Linked DNA regions of Homo sapiens: region 1 is linked to region 2. Evidence: read pairs that join two places in POLR2A ChIA-PET (ENCODE). Cell type or tissue: OCI-LY7. All regions are shown on one strand. Links, peaks and the distances in the headings refer to the core of each region. The heading gives the core; the rest is flanking DNA. Region 1 holds the start of LOC124905145 (a long non-coding RNA gene). Region 2 overlaps LOC124905146 (a long non-coding RNA gene).

Region 1 (8,587 bases), core at 1,565-6,564, 58 kb after region 2:
GGTCGAAGGGTGCCACCTGCCTTCCTTTTCATCTGGGGTCCCGGCCACACCCCCACGTCCCTGCTGCTACCCTGTTTTGTTCCCCTCCGTGTGACAGGAGCGCAGGATTTGCGTGGGGAGGGCAGGAGGTGACGTGAGGGGCTGGGGGTGCAGAGGACGCAGGGACGGCAGGGGCCGGGGGTGACGAGGGGCGTGGGTGGGGCTGGAGGGGGTCAGGGCTTGGCCGGCACCAAGACTCAGCCCTGTGGGAGCAGATGGTGGTCTCCAGCCTCCCTCCCCATCCCCAGCCGGGGTCTGGGTTCCAAGTGTTCAATCCCCTCCCCTCAACCAGCCAGTGCTCCAGCTGGAGCTAGCAGAGGCTCCTGCAGGAAACGCTGACCCCCGGGTTGAGAGCCGAGGGCTGGCTGGGGCAGGCTGCCCGCTGGGAGGGAAGCGCTCTCCCGGGCCGGGTGACAGGTGGCAGCCCACGCAGCCGTCACTCACTCTCAGCGCCTCCTCGGCCTGGGCGTCCGCTCTGGCCACGCCCGAGGAGCCCTGCATCCCGCCACCGCGCTGTGGGGGCCCCTCTCTGGCTGGCCGAGGCCGGAGCCGGCTCCCTCTGCTTGCGGGGAGGTGTGGAGGGAGGGGCGCGGGCGCGAACCGGGGCTGCGCGGCGCTCGAGGGCCGGCGCGAGTTCCGGGTGGGCGTGGGCTCCGTGGGCCTCGCGCTGGGAGCGGCCGGCTGGCGCCGCGGGCCGGGCAGTGAGGGCCTTAGCACCCGGGCCGGCAGCTGTGGAGGGTGCGCCGGGTCCCCCAGCAGTGCCGGCCCCCCGGCGCTGCGCTCGAATTCCCGCCGGGCCTCAGCTGCCTCCCCGCGGGGCAGGGCTCGGTACCTGCAGCCCGCCATGTCCGAGCCTCCCTGCGCCACCCTGGGCTCCTGCGCGGCCCGAGCCTCCCCGACGAGCGCCGCCCCCTGCTCCGCGGCGCCCAGTCCCATCCACCGCCCAAGGGCTGAGGAGTGCGGGCGCACGGGACTGGCAGGCAGCTCCACCTGCAGCCTCGGTGCAGGATCCACTGGCTGAAGCCAGCTAGGCTCCTGAGTCTAGTGGGGACTTGGAGAACGTTTATGTCTAGCTAAGGGATTGTAAATACACCAATCAGCACTCTGTGTGTAGCTCAAGGTTTGTAAATGCACCAATCAGCACCCTGTCCCTAGCTCAAGGTTTGTAAATCAGCACTCTGTATCTAGCTAATCTATTGGGGACTTGGAGAACCTTTATGTCTAGCTAAGGGATTGTAAATACACCAATCTGCACCCTGTGTCTAGCTCAAGGTTTGTAAATACACCAATCAGCACCCTGTCCCTAGCTCAAGGTTTGTAAATCAGCACTCTGTATCTAGCTAATCTGTTGGGGACTTGGAGAACCTTTATGTCTAGCTAAGGGATTGTAAATACACCAATCAGCACTCTGTGTCTAGCTCAAGGTTTGTAAATGCACCAATCAGCACCCTGTGTCTAGCTCAAGGTTTGTAAATGCACCAATCAGCACTCCATGTCTAGCTCAAGGTTTGTAAATGCACCAATCAGCACCCTGTGTCTAGCTCAAGGTTTGTGAATGCCCCAATCAGTGTTCTGTGTATAGCTAATCTAGTGGGGACTTGGAGAACTTTTCTGTCCAGCTCAGGGGTTGTAAACGTACCAATCAGCACCCTGTCAAAACAGACCAATCAGCTCTCTGTAAAATGGACCAATCAGCAGGATGTGGGTGGGGACAGATAAGGGAATAAAAGCAGGCTGCCCAGGGCCAGCAGTGGTAACTTGCTGGGTTCCTTTCCCAGCAGTGTGGAAGCTTTGTTCTTTTGCTCTTTGCGCTAAATCTTGCTGCTGCTCACTCTGGTCTTTGGGTCAGTACTGCCTTTATGAGCTGTAATACTTACTGCTAAGGTCTGTAGCTTCACTTCTGAGCCAGCAAGACCATGAACCCACCAGAAGGAGGAAACTCGGAACACATCCAAACATCAGAAGGAACAAACTCCAGACGCACTGCCTGTAAGAACTGTAACACTCACTGCGAGGGTCTGTGGCTTCATTCTTGAAGTCAGTGAGACCATAGAACCCACCAATTCCGGACACAGGGATAGAGCAGTGACCATCTAAGGGCTCTCAGGGCCAGGCCGGGAGCCAGGAAGAGCAGCTGCGTCGGAGCTGGGCAGCTTTTGGGGTCCGTGGGTCACTGTCAACTGGACTTTGCATCCAGGAAGCGTTGGTTCCTTTTACAGAGTGTCACTGTGATAGTGGGGTGTGTTCGTGTTTTACACGTTTAAAATGGTGCTGGATGCCTGACAGAGCCCTCATGACTGTTTAACACATTTTCTTGAAATCACAAAATTGACTATAAAATGTTCCTCGGAAGTTTTCCAGACTGCGGGCATCCTGGAACACCGGCCAGTTTTCACCTGTTTCTGGACGTTGTGTCGTGGAGCCGTCTTTGTAAGGGACTCGGATCACGCGTTTTCTTTGCTGAGTCGCCTTCCACGTGGCTTTGTCTGTTCTGTGGTTGGGGCGTCTCCTCCCTCCCACACGGGGTGTGCTGTGCCACCCTTGGAGGGCCTTCTCCCATCGGGCCCCGCATCTCCCGCCTGGCCTGTGGAGTGGAGTCCCCTGCCCTTGCTGCTGCTGTGGCCTCATCTCCCAACTCAGCCTTGGCCTCCAGTGACAGGGCTGGAACCCTGGCAGCAGAGCCACCACGGCAGCGACTCAGCTGTGGCCTCCGGTGACAGGGCCGGGACCCCAGCAGGACCTCCACCATGGTGGCAAGGCCTGGACCCCAGTGTGGGATCACGCTTCTGCAGGTGCTGGGGGGCTGCATGGCCGACTTCAGGGGGCAGGAAAATGATGCTTTGTCTTTGGAGAGGGAGGATGTGGGACAAGCTGCCAGGTACTTAGCTCCCCTTCTTCCACCTGCGTGTGCTGAGCCGGGGGCCCTGGGTGGTCAGGACCCTGCCCCTGCCCGCCCCCCCGCCCCCCCCTCGCCCCAACTTGAGCGCTGAGCTGGGAGGCCCCAGGGTGGTCAGGACCTCCTCCCACCTGCATGTGCTGAGCTGGGGGCCCCAGGATGGTCAGGACCTCCCCCCACCTGCGCGTGCTGAGCTGGGGGCCCCAGGGTGGTCAGGACCTCCTCCCACCTGCGCCTGCTGAGCTGGGGGCCCCAGGATGGTCAGGACCTCCCCCCACCTGCGCGTGCTGAGCTGGGGGCCCCAGGGTGGTCAGGACCTCCCCCCACCTGCATGTGCTGAGCTGGGGGCCCCAGGATGGTCAGGACCTCCCCCCACCTGCATGTGCTGAGCTGGGGGCCCCAGGATGGTCAGGACCTCCCCCCACCTGCGCGTGCTGGGCTGGGGGCCCCAGGGTGGTCAGGACCTCCCCCCACCTGCATGTGCTGAGCTGGGGGCCCCAGGATGGTCAGGACCTCCCCCCACCTGCGCGTGCTGAGCTGGGGGCCCCAGGGTGGTCAGGACCTCCTCCCACCTGCATGTGCTGAGCTGGGGGCCCCAGGATGGTCAGGACCTCCCCCCACCTGCGCGTGCTGGGCTGGGGGCCCCAGGGTGGTCAGGATCCCCTCATGCTGCGCTTTCTCTCGGTGCCTCCACCGTCCCTGACCTGCCTTGTCCTGCAGGACCCCAGGCTGGCTGGGCCCATTCCGGGTAAGGCTGGGCTGCTCTCAGAGGGATGGTGTAGGTCCTCAAAGCCTAAGCCGAACCAGCACGGGACCCTGGGGAGCCGGGGTGGAGGGGTGTGGGGGGAGGGTGGGGGTGTTGAGGGGGAGGGTGTGCTGTGGCCGCTCAGTGTTTGGATTTGCATTTCCCTGTGACTTGGAACAGGAAGCGCGTTTTCCGCCCGCGGATATTTCCTGTCTACCAAGTTTCAGTTCAGGACTTTTGTCTCTTCTCTGTTGCTTTTGGTCTTTAAAGAGCTTCTTTTGTTTTTTTGTTTTTCTTTTACATGTTGTGGATAGTTTTTGGGTGAACATAAGCTTTCACTTTTAATGTAGTTGAATTTATCAATATTTTCCTTTTATGGGTAGGAGTTTTTCTTTGTGCCTTTTTAGAGAAATTCATTTCTACTCTGAGATCATGAAGTTATTTACTGCCTGCCTCCCTCCCTCCCTTCCTGCCTTCCTCTCTTTTTTGGAGATGAGGTCTCACTCCGTCTGGAGTGCAGTGGTGCAATATTGGCTCACTGCAATCTCTGCCTCCCACATTCAAGTGATTCTCCTGCCTCAGCCTCCCGAGTAGCTGGGATTACAGGTGCCTGCCACCAGGCCTGGCTAATTTTTGTGTTTTTAGTAGAGATGGGGTTTCACCATGTTGGTCAGACTGGTCTCGAACTCCTGACCTCAGGTGAGCCACCTGCCTCGGCCTCCCAAAGTGCTGGGATTTACAGGCATGAGCCACTGCACCTGGCCTATCTTGTCTTTTAAGAACTATAGAGTTTTGTCTTTCACAATTAGGTCTGTGATTCATGAGGAATGATTTTTGGGCATGGCAGGGGTCAGTGAGCTACAGCCTGAGGGCCAACTCCGGCTGACCACTTGTTTGTGTCAATAAAGTTTTATTGGAACATAGCCATGCACATATTGAGTGGTTGAGGCAGACGCCAACTAAGTGGCTTTCCAGGGCCCAAACGACTGTGGCCCTTTACAGAAAATATGTGCTGACCCCCGGGGTATGGTGTGAGGGAGGGTTCGGTTTTGTTACTGTTGCATGTGTATGTCCTGGGTCGCAGCATCATTCATAGAGGGAACTGCTTTTCCCCTGGCTCCATGGTTCTGCCCTTTCCTACATGGGTATCTACATGAGGCTGGCCCTGCTTCTGGCCACTTCCTTCTCTTCTGGGCTATTTGTTGAGCCTCTGGCCGACGCCACACTGTCTGTCACTGTGGCTTTATGACAAGTCCTGCGTGGTGGAGCCAGCTGTACTATCATTCTTCACTGCTTGCACTCTGGCATGAATTGTGGACTCGGCTTGTCAAGTTCCACAAAGATCAGCTCAGTAGACTCCTGGAGGGGAGCTGGCATCTTGGCTACCCTGAGTCCTCGAGCTGGTTGATAGGAACGTTCCTCCAACTGTGGTGGTCGTCTTTAAAGCTTCTCAGGAAAGTTTCATGAAGGTCTCTGGATGTCTTGGACTCTGTTAGATATACTTCTAAATCTCAACTATTTAAAAAATATTATTGCATATGGTATGTTTTAAAATCTTTCATTTTCTAGTTGTGGATTGCTGTAGAAATAATGGATTTGTTATGTTAATTTTGTCCTTGGCAGTCTTGTTTAACTCCTGTAATCCTATAGATTATTTATCTCATCATCTATGAATACATGCAGTTCTGTGTCTTCCTTTGGAACTCTTATGTATTTTTTTTTCGCCTTGTAAACAGGCCTCCAGCTCATTTCTGATGGGCGCTGATGGAAACAAGAATATTTGATTTTTCTCTTAATGTCAAAGAGGCACTTTCAGTGGCTGTGTGATGTCTTTTGTAGTTTTTTTTTTTTTGGTAGTTTTTTTACAAATGCCTTTCATTAGAGTTACCTTCTGTTCTTCATTAGCCAGAGTTTTTTATTTTGTCATGAAGGAATGATTTTTTTTCAGATTCTTTTTCTGTATTGATTGAGCTACACGTGATCTTTCTCCTCTCTGTTGATGGAGTGAATTGCTTTGATTTTGAGCATTCTATTCTCTTATGTTAAACTTTGAATTTCCAGGATAAATTCAGTGTGACCATGATGTGCTATTCTAGCATTTATTGGTGGATTCAGTTTGATGATGCTTTTTATGATTTATATATCTATGTGTATGAGTGGGATTGATAATGCTTTATGATTTATATATTTATTCAAGCTGTTTTGCCCACCTGCTGCCCACCTTCAGAGAGGGTGTAGAAAAGTGATGTGAGCCCCCCAGCGTCCCCGCTTGTGCCGTGGGTCAGGCCAGCCCCGAGTGAGCCACAGAGCAGCCTGCGGCCAGCGGGGCTGGGGGTCAGCAGGGTCTGGAGGGTCTGCAGGCCTGGGGGCGGCGCTGGGACTGAGCAGGCCTCCGAGCACGGGGGCGCTGCCCTGTGCTCCCCGGGGCCTGCCTGCCTCATGGCTGGATTTCCACCCACCTCGGCTGAGCAGAGAGTGCTGACGGGGCTCCTTGCTCTCCTCTGCTTGGTTCTGAGCTATTGAAATAATAAGGCAGGAAGCCAGAGACACGTGCCCACGTCTCTCCTCTGTCTTGTTAAGGAAAGCGGCGCTTCTGATCAGAAAAACAACACAAGGATCTCAGAGGCAGGACAGAGTGGGATCCGAGGGACCGCGTGGTGTTTCTGGCCCCCTTCCCTCTCGATGGCTGATTATTCAGAGTGTTCACACCCAGCAAAGGAGCAGGCTGCTCGTTCCCGACTGCAGCACGGCGTGCCGGGCCGCGGTGTTCTTTCTGGATCACTGGTTTCCTCAGCAGCAGCGCTAACAGCCGCCCGGCATGTCGGGCTCAATGCATCAGGTCTAATCAGATGTGGCAGCTGCTGAAACCCAAATGCCTCCATCCAACCAAAGCATCTCAATGCTGCCAGTGGTCTCTGGCTGAGCCGCCTCCAATTCAAATGCACGTGACAGGGTCCCTGGCTGCAACCCAGGTTGGAGAATCCGGGATTAGAAGGCTGAGGACTTCGGACAACCAAACCCAGGTCTCTGCCAGATGGCTGGGCCTGGCTTCACCTGTGTGTGGGTGGGAAGGAGCCGTTGGCCAACTGGTCTCTAGAGATGGAGACCCTGACCTGGGTCAAGAGTGACGGGAGATGCCAGGAGGACCTGGCCAGGGCGCCGTCTTGGTTTTTCACCCATTCTGTCTTCCTTCCCTGACCCATGACTCGGGTTTCCAATATTTAAAATACTCTCATCCTGGACCCTGCAATCTAAAGATGATTTTCTTGCAGAGGCTGAGTGAGCTGGCTCTGACCCACCAGATGTACCGGGCCCTGAGCTGGACCCTGGTGTCCAGAAGTGGACACAGCCCCTGTGGGGCTCCAGCCTGTGGGGTTGGGGGGTGATGAGGGACTCCTTCAAGAACGGATGCAGTGCCTGGCAGGGCTGCAGGCTGCTGCCCACAGAGGGGCCTTTGCAGGTAGGCTGGGGGCTCCATACCTGGGCCTGGGCACCCTCTGGAGCTGGGGACAGAACTCGGTCACAGGCAGACACAGCTTCTGCCTCCATGGTTTTGGGGGTGCCAGAATGGTATTCCCTCCTCGATCCTGCTCTGGGGTCTGGGGGCTGCAGGGGCAGGGCTGCTGCTTAAGCAGGGAAGAGACAAAGTCCGGTCCGAGTACTGGGGGGTCCCAGACCTGCGAGTGGACAGGGAGGCTGGTGGCCTTGGGTCCTTGGTGCAGGTGAGAGGCTGTGGCAATGGGAGGGGAGCATCTGTGGGCACCAACCCGCGCTTTTATGTTAATTGTTTAACTTTGGGTATTTCAGATGGAACTCTCCTAAATGTGTCTCTTCCTTTCTCAGCTGTCCCTGATGAAGTTGCCTGGGCACACCAGAGTGTGGGAGAGTGGACGGCGCGGCCCCTCCTGCACTTGGAGCTGCTCTCAGATCTTGGGCTGTGACCCCTGTGGGTGACACGAAGTTCAGTGATTGTCCTCCTTCTGGACTGAGGGACATCCATCCACACGCGCCCCCTCCACAGCCCGATCCCATCACGTCCTGCTCGTCCAACATGGGCCTTAGATCCTGGGGTCTCTGCTGAGTGCCTCCCCTCTGAACGCCCGGCTGGCACTTTCACGGTGAAGCCAGCTGTCATGGACACCGACGGCAGGTGGCCTTTCTGCGTTGTCTACCGGCTGATCTTGAAAGTGAAAACGGACATTGTCTGCCCTGTGGTGACCGTGTTGGGTGATGGTCCTGGGGTCAGGCCCTGCATGCACCTTCACCCAGGGATGGCTTCTTAGCTGACAGCGGCTCTGCCAGGAACCACGATCACCCTCCAGTTTGCTCTTTGTGCTGAATTTTATTGACATGAAATTCGCATGACGCCAACTTTATCGTTTTAAAGTGAATGGTTAAACAGAATGCGGCACTTTCACAGGGCGGCATGACCCCCACCTCTGTCTGCCTTCAGAACATTTTCATCCCCCACGAAAGGAGGAAGCGCAGTCCCCAGGAACAGTTACTCCTCATTTCCCCTCCCCAGCTCTGGCTTCCGCAACCACGAATCTGCTTTCTGTCTCCGTGAATTTGCCTCTTTCGGATATATTTCACGTAAATGGAGTCCCGTGATAGATGAGCTGTGTCTGCCTCTTGCGGGCAGCACAGTGTCTGGAAGGTTCTCCGTGCAGCCGCAGGGGTTGGCGCTTCCTTCCTCCCGAGGCTGACCCGGCCCCGTCGTACGGGGAGTCCACTGTGTGTCTGTCTTTTGGCTGCTGTGAGCCTGGGTGTGCCGCCTGCTCCAGCCCATGTTTTCAGCTCTTTCAGGTGTGGAGGGAGGAGTGGAATTGTGGGATCATATTGTAACTTTAACTTTGGAAGGATCTGCCAAATTACCCCTCTAATTTGTTTTCAATTTTATTCTTATT
Region 2 (8,587 bases), core at 1,432-6,431:
AAATAAACCTCTCTCTGTGCACGACCCCCTGGCTCTGTTCCTCTGGAGAACTCTGACTAACACAGCCAACATCTGGAGAGAAAGCAGGGCCTCCTCACCCTGAACCAGGTTGGTGTATACTTTTCTTTTGAAGGTTTAAACTTACTTTCCCTTATAAGGGTCCATTTTACATGATTCTTCAACAAATTCAACAGAAAACAAATCAGCTTCTGAGCAGCCCCTGTTCTGTGCCCCGGGCAGAGGAAACAGATGTTACAGGGTGAGTGGAGGTGGAGAGGAGCCCCCCACCCAGGGGGAAGCCCCTCACGACTTGTGGCTGTGGGAAGCGGGGAAGGAGGTGGGGAACTTCCTCAGAACAATGGTTCACGGGGCCGGGGAAACCTCTCGGGGTGAAGCAGGACCTCCTCCAACTCAGTTGTTGCCTCTGATAGCCGAGCTCTGTTTGATGTTTCAGAATTACTGAGATGCTAGAAGTGGATTCAGACAAGTCTGTGTTTTCTCTGCTCTGGTTCCTGTGAGGTGTCCCTTCCCCTGGGGTCTCAGTGACTGTCTCCACTGCGTCTCCAGTTAACGGAGGGATGGAGACCCCTATTCCAAACATGCAGTCCCCATGGCCACTTCCGAATTGCCGGGTCAGAGCTCACAGACAGCTATCGGTTCCCAGGAGGGAGCGCTGACTCCAGAGCCGGGGCTGCCACAGGCCTCCCACGAGGGCTGGGACCACTCCCAGCTTCCCCACACCTGCCCTGCAGAACACTTGCCCTGCAGAGGCTGCCTCAGACATCTTCTCCTTTTCCTCCGAAGAACTCACTCTCTCTCTAAACGGGCACTGGGAGCCACCGTGAGAGGGGCTGAAGTCGGCTTTGGGCAGGCGTCCCCTTGGCACCGCGGGGATGGGTACCAGCAGGGCCTGGGAGGACTGGGCTGGGGAAATGCTGGACAAAATTGAAAGGAAAGGACCGGATGGCCGATGGGCTGCGGGCAGGGAGCTGGAGTCTCATGGTGGCTGCGGTTTCTTGTTCCAGGGTGGAAGGCAGCGGTGCCTCCTGAGAGCTGGCCTGAGCTTGGCGTGAGAGGGCTGGCTCAGGCCTGGGACCAAGGCTACCTGGAGAGTGCGTCCTGCGCTGGGGCTTACAGAGGCTCTTACACACTCTGCTGAGCCACCAGATGTCCAGCCAGTCAGTGAGGAGGAACAGCTGGACCGACCGCGGCCATCAAGCCTTTACTCACTACGGTGGTGGCCACAGACCAGAGGCAGAGGGAGGCACTGGCTTCCGTGTCCCATTCACCCCACGGAGGGGACGGGTGAGGGTTGGCCGGGTGCAGTGCAGATGTGGGGATCGCCTCAAGAGGAGGAGCCCCCAGCAAGAGGCTCCTGGCAGAGCTGGGCACAGTGGCGGCTCACGTCTGCAATCCCAGCACTTGGAGAAGTCAGGCAGGAGGATCGCTGGAGGCCACGAGTTTGAGGTCAGCCTGGGCAACACAGCAAGACACTGCCTCTAAAAACAGTCTGGGGCCAGGGACAGGAAGGGCATGAGGGGAGGAAGGTGGCTCAGCTGCCACCCCCACCCCGCTAAGGAGGCCTCTGGATGTCGGTGCCTGGCCTAGGACTCTAGACGTGAGTGGGAGCTGGCCTTCTGGTGCTGGGGTGGCCGCTGGGCCCGGGACTGCAGCTCCCTGCAGACGCCGTGATGCGCTGGCTGCAGAAGACTGGTGCGGGGAGGGTAGCTTCCCCGAGGCCTGCCGGGCAAAGCCTCATCAGGCCTGTGGTTGGGGCCAGATTCTAATCAGGAACCAACTCATTAAATCTTCACAAAAGCCCAGTGCTGAGTTTCCACGCTGCAGACTGGGGTGGACTTGAGGGTTAATGCAGGTGGCCTAGCACCAGCGTCCAAGACGCTGACTTCCCCTGGTCCAGCCTGTCCAGCCGCTGTGGGCATCGGGTTGGTGGGACGCAGGTGGTGGGTGTGAGGGTCCGTCACTCTGAGTCATGCTGCCCCTTCTTGCTGAGTTGAACTCTACGCTGTGTGTTTCTTGCATCCCTCCCTCCCCTAGGAGCTGGGTTATCGTAGATCCTGGAATCTCTTACTTAGATCTTTGCCTGAAGTCTTCTTTTTTTCATGAGGGCAGCTGCACTGCACCCACACCATCATCAGAGGACCCCCTCGTCTCCTGGCCCCAGGGGCCACCACTTCGTCTATGGCTGGCCAGGGAAGGTGCCTCATCTTCCTGCCCACAGCAGGGCCAACTGGGGAGTCTGCATGAAGCTGGCTGCGGGGAACAGCGTCTTCCTCATGGCTGTGGGTAGGAGGGTTCAGGGGCCTGACCTGACTCAAAGAGAAGCAGGTTCATGGGGGCTGGGGGGCATGGTAGTGATAGTGGTGGGCAGAGGGGGAGACAGAGCGAGAGGAGAGACAGAAAGAGAGAGAGATCTGATAACGTCACATAAGCTCCTGGATCCAGCCATTCCTGAAGCCTCCGAGCCACCTAGCATTGGGTCCATCCACCCTGGGCTTCCCCTTCAGCTTAACCTTGGTTTCAGACACTAGCAACTTAGGCCCATTCCTAATTCTCCATTTTCAGCTTCCTCATGACATTTATACCACAGACAAAAGCAAATAAACAGATGGAACGCCAAACCCAGCCAATAAACCTTTTGTTTAAGCTCATTCTGAACCAGGAACCCATGCTCCTCATACCCTGCTGTGTCCTTGGTTTTCTCCAGGATGGTGCTCTGGGGATAAAACCAGACGACCCACCTGACACGCGGAGTTGCAGGGGGTCAGGTGACACGGCGGCTGAGCTCCGAGCCCAGATGACACCCTCACAGCCGAGCTCTGCCGTGCCCGTCCTTCGTGCACCCAGCCCATCCCTTCGGCTGCGTGTGACCCCAGGACCCGGGTTCCGGTTTTCAGGTGTTATTTCTGGTCAGTGGTTTGGATCCCTCCCAGGAGGGCCTGGGTGGCCAAGGCAGCGGGAGGTGCCCTGCGGTGGCACAGCGGCACTGTCTCCACTCGCTGTTCAGGTCTGGGACACACAGTGCTGTTGCTCAGCTGGAGACGGGGCATCCCAGTGACGGTCACCTTGCAAGGACAGGAGAGACCCCTGCCCAATGTTCGATTCAGATGTCAAGACTGAAGATGCCACACACACACCAGGAGGGTGAGAACGTCCCATCCCTTACACCACTGAGGTTTCCAGGGGAGCAGGAGCCCCCCGCCGCGCCCCATCCGAGCTGGTCCAAAGGCCAGGGTTTATCGTGATTGGGGTGGGGCCGGGGCGGGGGTTCCCCGGGATGCCAGGGGCTTCTGTGCTTCGAATCTTCTACAGGCACTAAAGTGAGGCCTGGCCGGTGTGGGGCCCAGGGAGGAGGGAGAGGGGAGGCATCAAAGCCATCAGCAGCCAGTCCTCAGACAGTGGAGTGAAATCCTCCCGACCCTCCCTCAGCCAGGCGGTTTCCAGTCCCACAAAATCCCCCGATAAATCAGGACCTTTGACTGGGACAGACCAGGGAGGCGCGGGGACCACCCGGCCGGGCTCCCGGGCGATTCTCAGGGGCTGGCCGGCCCGCGTGTCTCTGCACACCGGCTCATTCTGCAGACAGCGCCGAGTGCCGCTGTGCAGGGAGACGCTCGGCTGCGCGCGGTCCGGGCACAGTTCTCGGGGAGTCCAGAGGAGGGAGCACGAGCTCCAGGGATGAGCATCGGGGCCGGACTCAGCCGTCCGTGGCTATGGCTGGAGCGGCTGGTGTGAGGCTGTGGGACCGGCCAGGGGTGGGGTGGCCGGGGCTGTATGGAGCAGGGCCACCCATGCCCGGGTCCCGCGTGCGACTTGGGAGGCCACCCTCCCTCCCCGCTGCGAGGTGGGGAACACCGGGCGGGCTCCTGGCTCCCGTGGAGAGGGAGAGACCGCGGTTTCGCCCTGGAACGGGGCCGGCGGTCGGCAGGTGCAGGGCACGGACTCCCGTCATTTCTGACGGTCTCAACTCCCGCTTCTCCTTCTCCAAAATGCCCTGCATGTTTTTCTGTTCTGGAGTTCCTCTGGAAAATGCTGGTTCTGTTTATGTCCAAGTCTCCTTTTTCCTGGTCACCGGGGTCCCGAGGTTGCGGCGCCTGACGACATGCGTGTTGCAGAAGCTGCTCTGTGGGGACAGTGACCAACGGCGTTGCCACAGTGACCCGGCCATGATGCTTCAGGACAGGACGCACGGGGCAAACGCCTGGGCACCGGGGACGGGGCAGCGCCCTCAGGCAGGGTGTCCACGGGGTGCCCCAGGGCTGCCGGAACAAAGACCCCAGTACTGCGGGGCTTAAAACAACAGAAACGTGTTGTCCTCCATTCTGGAGGCCGGGAGTCTGACTTCAGGGTGTGGGCAGGGCCGCCTTCCCTGCGGTTTCCGGGAGAAGCTCCTTCCTGCCTCCTCTTCCGGCTTCCTGCCTCTTCCGGCTTCCTGCCTCTTCCGGCTTCCCGCCCCGGTGTCCCCAGGTGTCCTCAGCAGCCGCTGCATCGCTCCGGTCTCTGCATCTGTCTGCACAAGGCCATCTTCCCGGGCACCTGTTTCCTTTCTGTGTCCCCTCCGCTTCCTATATGGACACGAGTCATAGGACTGAGGGCCTACCCTGCTCCTGTGTGACCTCATCTAAACTTAATCACTCATATCTGCCAAGAATCTATGTCCAGCTACAGTCACAGTCTGAGGTTCTGGATGAACATTTTGGAAACTATTCAACCCACTGCATTACCCAGCTGTGGCTATATATATATATATACATATACATATTTATTTTTTAGTGACAGGGTCTCGCGGTGTTGCCCAGGCTGGAGGGCAGTGGCTCTTCACAGACACAGTCACCGTGTGCTACAGCTTCCAACTCCTGGGCTCGAACCATCCTCCTTTGTCAGCCCCATGAGTACTGGGGAGCACAGGTGTGGGGCACTGTGTCCGGCTGTGGTGACAGATGGAGCCCCCGACACAGGTTTGTAACTCAAGGCACTGACATCCAACCTGAAGGGCAAGAGCAGGGCAGCGAAAGTGCTGCAGACGGAGGCCGCTTCAAGCCTGGACACCTGCGGGAGAGAAACCCCCAGGAGCCAGGATCACCGAACACCCAAAGACGTCCCGCTCTGAAAAGAGGCTGCCGCCTCAATAAACAGGAGGAGTCACAGCTGAGAAACCAGAGGTAATCAAAGTAGTCAGAACTTCACAGTGAGTCCATTCAAAATTCAATCTTCAGAGAGATGAAGACAGATATCATTCATAAAACAAGAACAGAGTATTAGGAACAAGAACAACTGGCTAGACAAAGAACATAGTAGAAATTGTTTATTATGTATTTATTTTTGAGACAGGGTCTCACTCTGTTGCCCAGGCTGGAATGCAGTGGTGTGACCACGGCTCACTGCAGCCTCCACCTCCTGGAGTTAAGTGATTCTCCTGCCTCAGCTTCCTGAACAGCTGGAACCACAGGTGCATGCCACCACACCTGGTTAGTTTTTTCTTTTCTTTTTTTTTTTTTTGAGATGGAGTTTCACCTTGTTGTTCAGGCTGGAATGCAATGGCACGATCTCGGCTCACCACAACCTCCACATCCCAGGTTCAAGCAATTCTCCTTCTTCAGCCTACTGAGTAGCTGGGACTACAGGCATGCACCACCACGTGCGGCTAATTTTGTATTTTTAGTAGAGACTGGGTTTTCCGTGTTGGTCAGGCTGGTCTCGAACTCCCGACCTCAGGTGATCTGCCTGCCTTGGCCTTCCAAAGTGCTGGGATTACAGGTGTGAGCCACCACACCTGCCCCTTACTTTTTTTTGTACAGATGGGGTCACACTGTGTTGCCCAGGTTGGCCTCAAACTCCTGGGCTCAATGATTCTCCTGCCTCAGCCTCCCAAAGCATTGGGATTACAGGTATGAGTCACTGCGCATGGCCAAAATATTAAAAACAAAACATAATTTAAGTTAGAAGCTCACATGTGGCTAGAGGACCAGTGTCAGTGAAAGAGCATTTGTTCAATGTTGGAAAAATTAATAATGAAAAGACAAATAATTTAGTTGCAGTTCAAGATCCTTTAAGACAGCACTGGGTCTGGTTGCTGACACTTGTTTAGATTTGCACATCTGCTCATGAGGGCTGGCCCCATAGCCACCTTTCCTTTGGTCAGGTTTTGGCACCAAGATTACGCTGGCATCATTGTGCCAGCAGTGTGTGTTGGGCTTATTTCTTTCTTGAATGTTTGAAAAATTTCACCAGGGAACTCACCTGGCCTGGAGACTTTCTGTGAGAAAGTTTTAGGTTGAAGGTTCATTTTCTTTCTTCTTTCTTTCTTTCTCTCTTTCTTTCTTTCTTTCTTTCTTTCTTTCTTTCTTTCTTTCTTTCTTTCTTTCTTTTTTCTTTCTTTCCTTTCTTTCTTTCTTCCTTTCTTCCTTTCTTTCTTCCTTTCCCTTCCTTCCTTCCTTCCTTCCTTCCTTCCTTTCTTCTTTCTCTCTCTCTTTCTTTCCTTCTTTCCTTCTCTCTCTCTCTCTCTCAATGCAGTTTCACTCTTGTCGCCCAGGCTGGAGTGTGCCATGGTCTCGGCTCACTGCAACCACCACCTCCTGGGTTCAAGCGATTCTCCTGCCTCAACCTCCTGAGTAGCTGGGATTAAAAGCACCCGCCACCACGCCAGGCTAATTTTTGTATTTTTAGTAGAGACGGGGTTTCACCATGTTGGCCAGGCTAGTCTTGAACTCCTGACCTCAAGTGACCTGCCTGTCTTGGCCTCCCAAAGTGCTGGGATTACAGGTGTGCTCCACCAAACCTAGCCTGAAGGTTCATTTTCTTTAACAGACAAAAGATCATTGAGATGTTCTGTTTCTCTTGTATCACTTTTGTACATTTTCTCTATATTTGTTTTGCCATCTAAATTTTCAAATTTATTGGTTAATCAGTTAGCTTTTGTTGTGTAACAAACCAGCTGAAAATAAAAACTTAAAAAGGAAAGCAATAAGCACTCACGTAGCTCAGGACTCCGAGGGCCGGCACTTTGGGTGGGTGAGCCAGGCAGCTCTGTGGCCCCCGTGGCAGCGAGGCATCTCTGCTTCTGGGAGTCTCCAGTTAATTTTGGCAGAGCTGGGGGATTGAGCCCTTAGTTCTCCACCCGGGAGTCCAGTTGGGGCTTCTTTGCACAGCGGCCCTGGGGTCCCAGGATGTGCAAGCAGAGGCTCTGGGTCCCCTGGAGTTCAGGCTGGGAGCCCCCCGGGGGCACGTCTGACCTGGTGCCCCAGCAAGTGACCCACCCAGATTCACAGAGAGGAAATAGATAGACTCTGCATCTTGGTGGCAGGTCTCCCTCACATGGCCTCAGGTTGCCCACAAGCCCCGCTTGCTTCCTTTGGGGCCGTTGGCTCTCCTTCCGATGTGGGTACTCAGTGCATTGTCTTCATGTGAGTGGGCGACCATCAGAGGGACTTTAAAAAACTGGACACTTGGCCGGGCGCAGTGTCTCACACCTGTAATTCCAGCACTTTGGGAGGCTGAGGCAGGCAGATCATGAGGTCAAGAGATCGAGACCATCCTGGCCAACACGGTGAAACCCTGTTTCTACTAAAAATACAAAAAAATTGGCCAAGCATGGTGGCACGCACCTGCAATCCCAGCTACTCGGCAGGCTGAGGCAGGAGAATCACTTGAACCTGGGAGGCAGAGGTTGCAGTGAGCCAAGATTGAGCCACTGCACTCCAGCCTGGTGACAGAGTGAGACTGCATCTCAAAAAAAAAAAAAAAGACACTTGAGCATACCTCTGCCACAAAGACTGGGCTCGTTATGACTTTTACAAATTCTGGTAAAAATACATAAAATTTCCCATTCTGACCATGTTTAGGCCTCCATACCGTGAGTTGGCGCCAGGCGCAGGCCCGTCATTGTGTCATCATCACCACCCTCCACGCAAAGAACTTCTCATCGCACAAAAGCGAAATTCTGCCGGGAAGGACCTTGTATGTCACTGCCACGCTTGATGAGAGAGAACTTCTTATTTCTGTTTTAATCCTCGCCTCCTGTTCACACGGCAGCCTGTGCTTTGGAATTGCTCCAACCACAGCGTCTGCATGGCAGCCTCCCTACCTGCTCAGCTGGGAAGTGCAGGCCCCCCAGGGGTCCAGCCCAGGAGGTGGGGGCTGCTGGGCTCCACCCAAGGAGAGGAGCCTGTGCCTGGGCCCATCCCCCAGCCATGCCAGCCACACCCAGCTGGGACCTGCGGGACCCTGGGCACAGGCAGGACTCACCCCTGGAGCTGTGGCACGGGCAGAGGGGCCGGGCAGCAGAGGCCACCTAAGTCCAATTCCCCAGAATAGTCACTGCCACAAAGGGAGGCAGAGGTGGAAATCCCTCCTGGACTTGGGAGCTTTGTGAAATCGACGCTTAGTCAAGGTGATTCTCCCAGGAGCCTGTGTAGCTACCGGCAGATGCCGGGCACTCTCCTGCTGGCTATGCACAGAGCTTTCCCCACTATTTATCCAGTCAGCTTCTTACAGTCGTCACTTTCTCTAAATGTGAAAAACCACATGCGTTTCATATGTCTCTTCCTCAGAAATACCTGACTGCGAAGTG

What was found. ChIA-PET counts read pairs that join two places held together with the same protein. Peaks named below come from ENCODE experiments on the same cell type or tissue, not always from the same donor. Only the 100,000 strongest peaks of a DNase experiment are listed, where the experiment ranks them.
Region 1: POLR2A ChIA-PET joins it to region 2 with 27 read pairs; 4 of 35 experiments call an interaction of 5 or more read pairs at or near these places.

Annotation. Positions count from the first base shown.
Region 1 is chr22:49,662,614-49,671,200 of GRCh38, reverse strand. It overlaps LOC124905145 (a long non-coding RNA gene), which reads left to right and starts at 1,792. Exons shown (of 2, transcript XR_007068151.1): 1 at 1,792-2,831; 2 at 7,524-8,587. RefSeq lists silencers at 356-405, 1,146-1,195, 1,754-1,954, 6,406-6,585 and an enhancer at 6,041-6,571. In OCI-LY7, for the core only: no CTCF peak of the experiment used is centred there; a DNase peak (open chromatin) is centred at 3,860; H3K4me3 peaks cover 313 bases.
Region 2 is chr22:49,720,104-49,728,690 of GRCh38, reverse strand. LOC124905146 (a long non-coding RNA gene) reads left to right here. Exons shown (of 2, transcript XR_007068152.1): 1 at 1-5,180; 2 at 7,860-8,587. Among named protein-coding and RNA genes, the nearest start is that of MIR3667HG, 67 kb to the right of the region's middle. RefSeq lists enhancers at 3,344-4,074, 4,075-4,805. In OCI-LY7, for the core only: CTCF peaks have their summits at 3,479 and 3,679; DNase peaks (open chromatin) are centred at 3,680 and 4,430; H3K4me3 peaks cover 826 bases.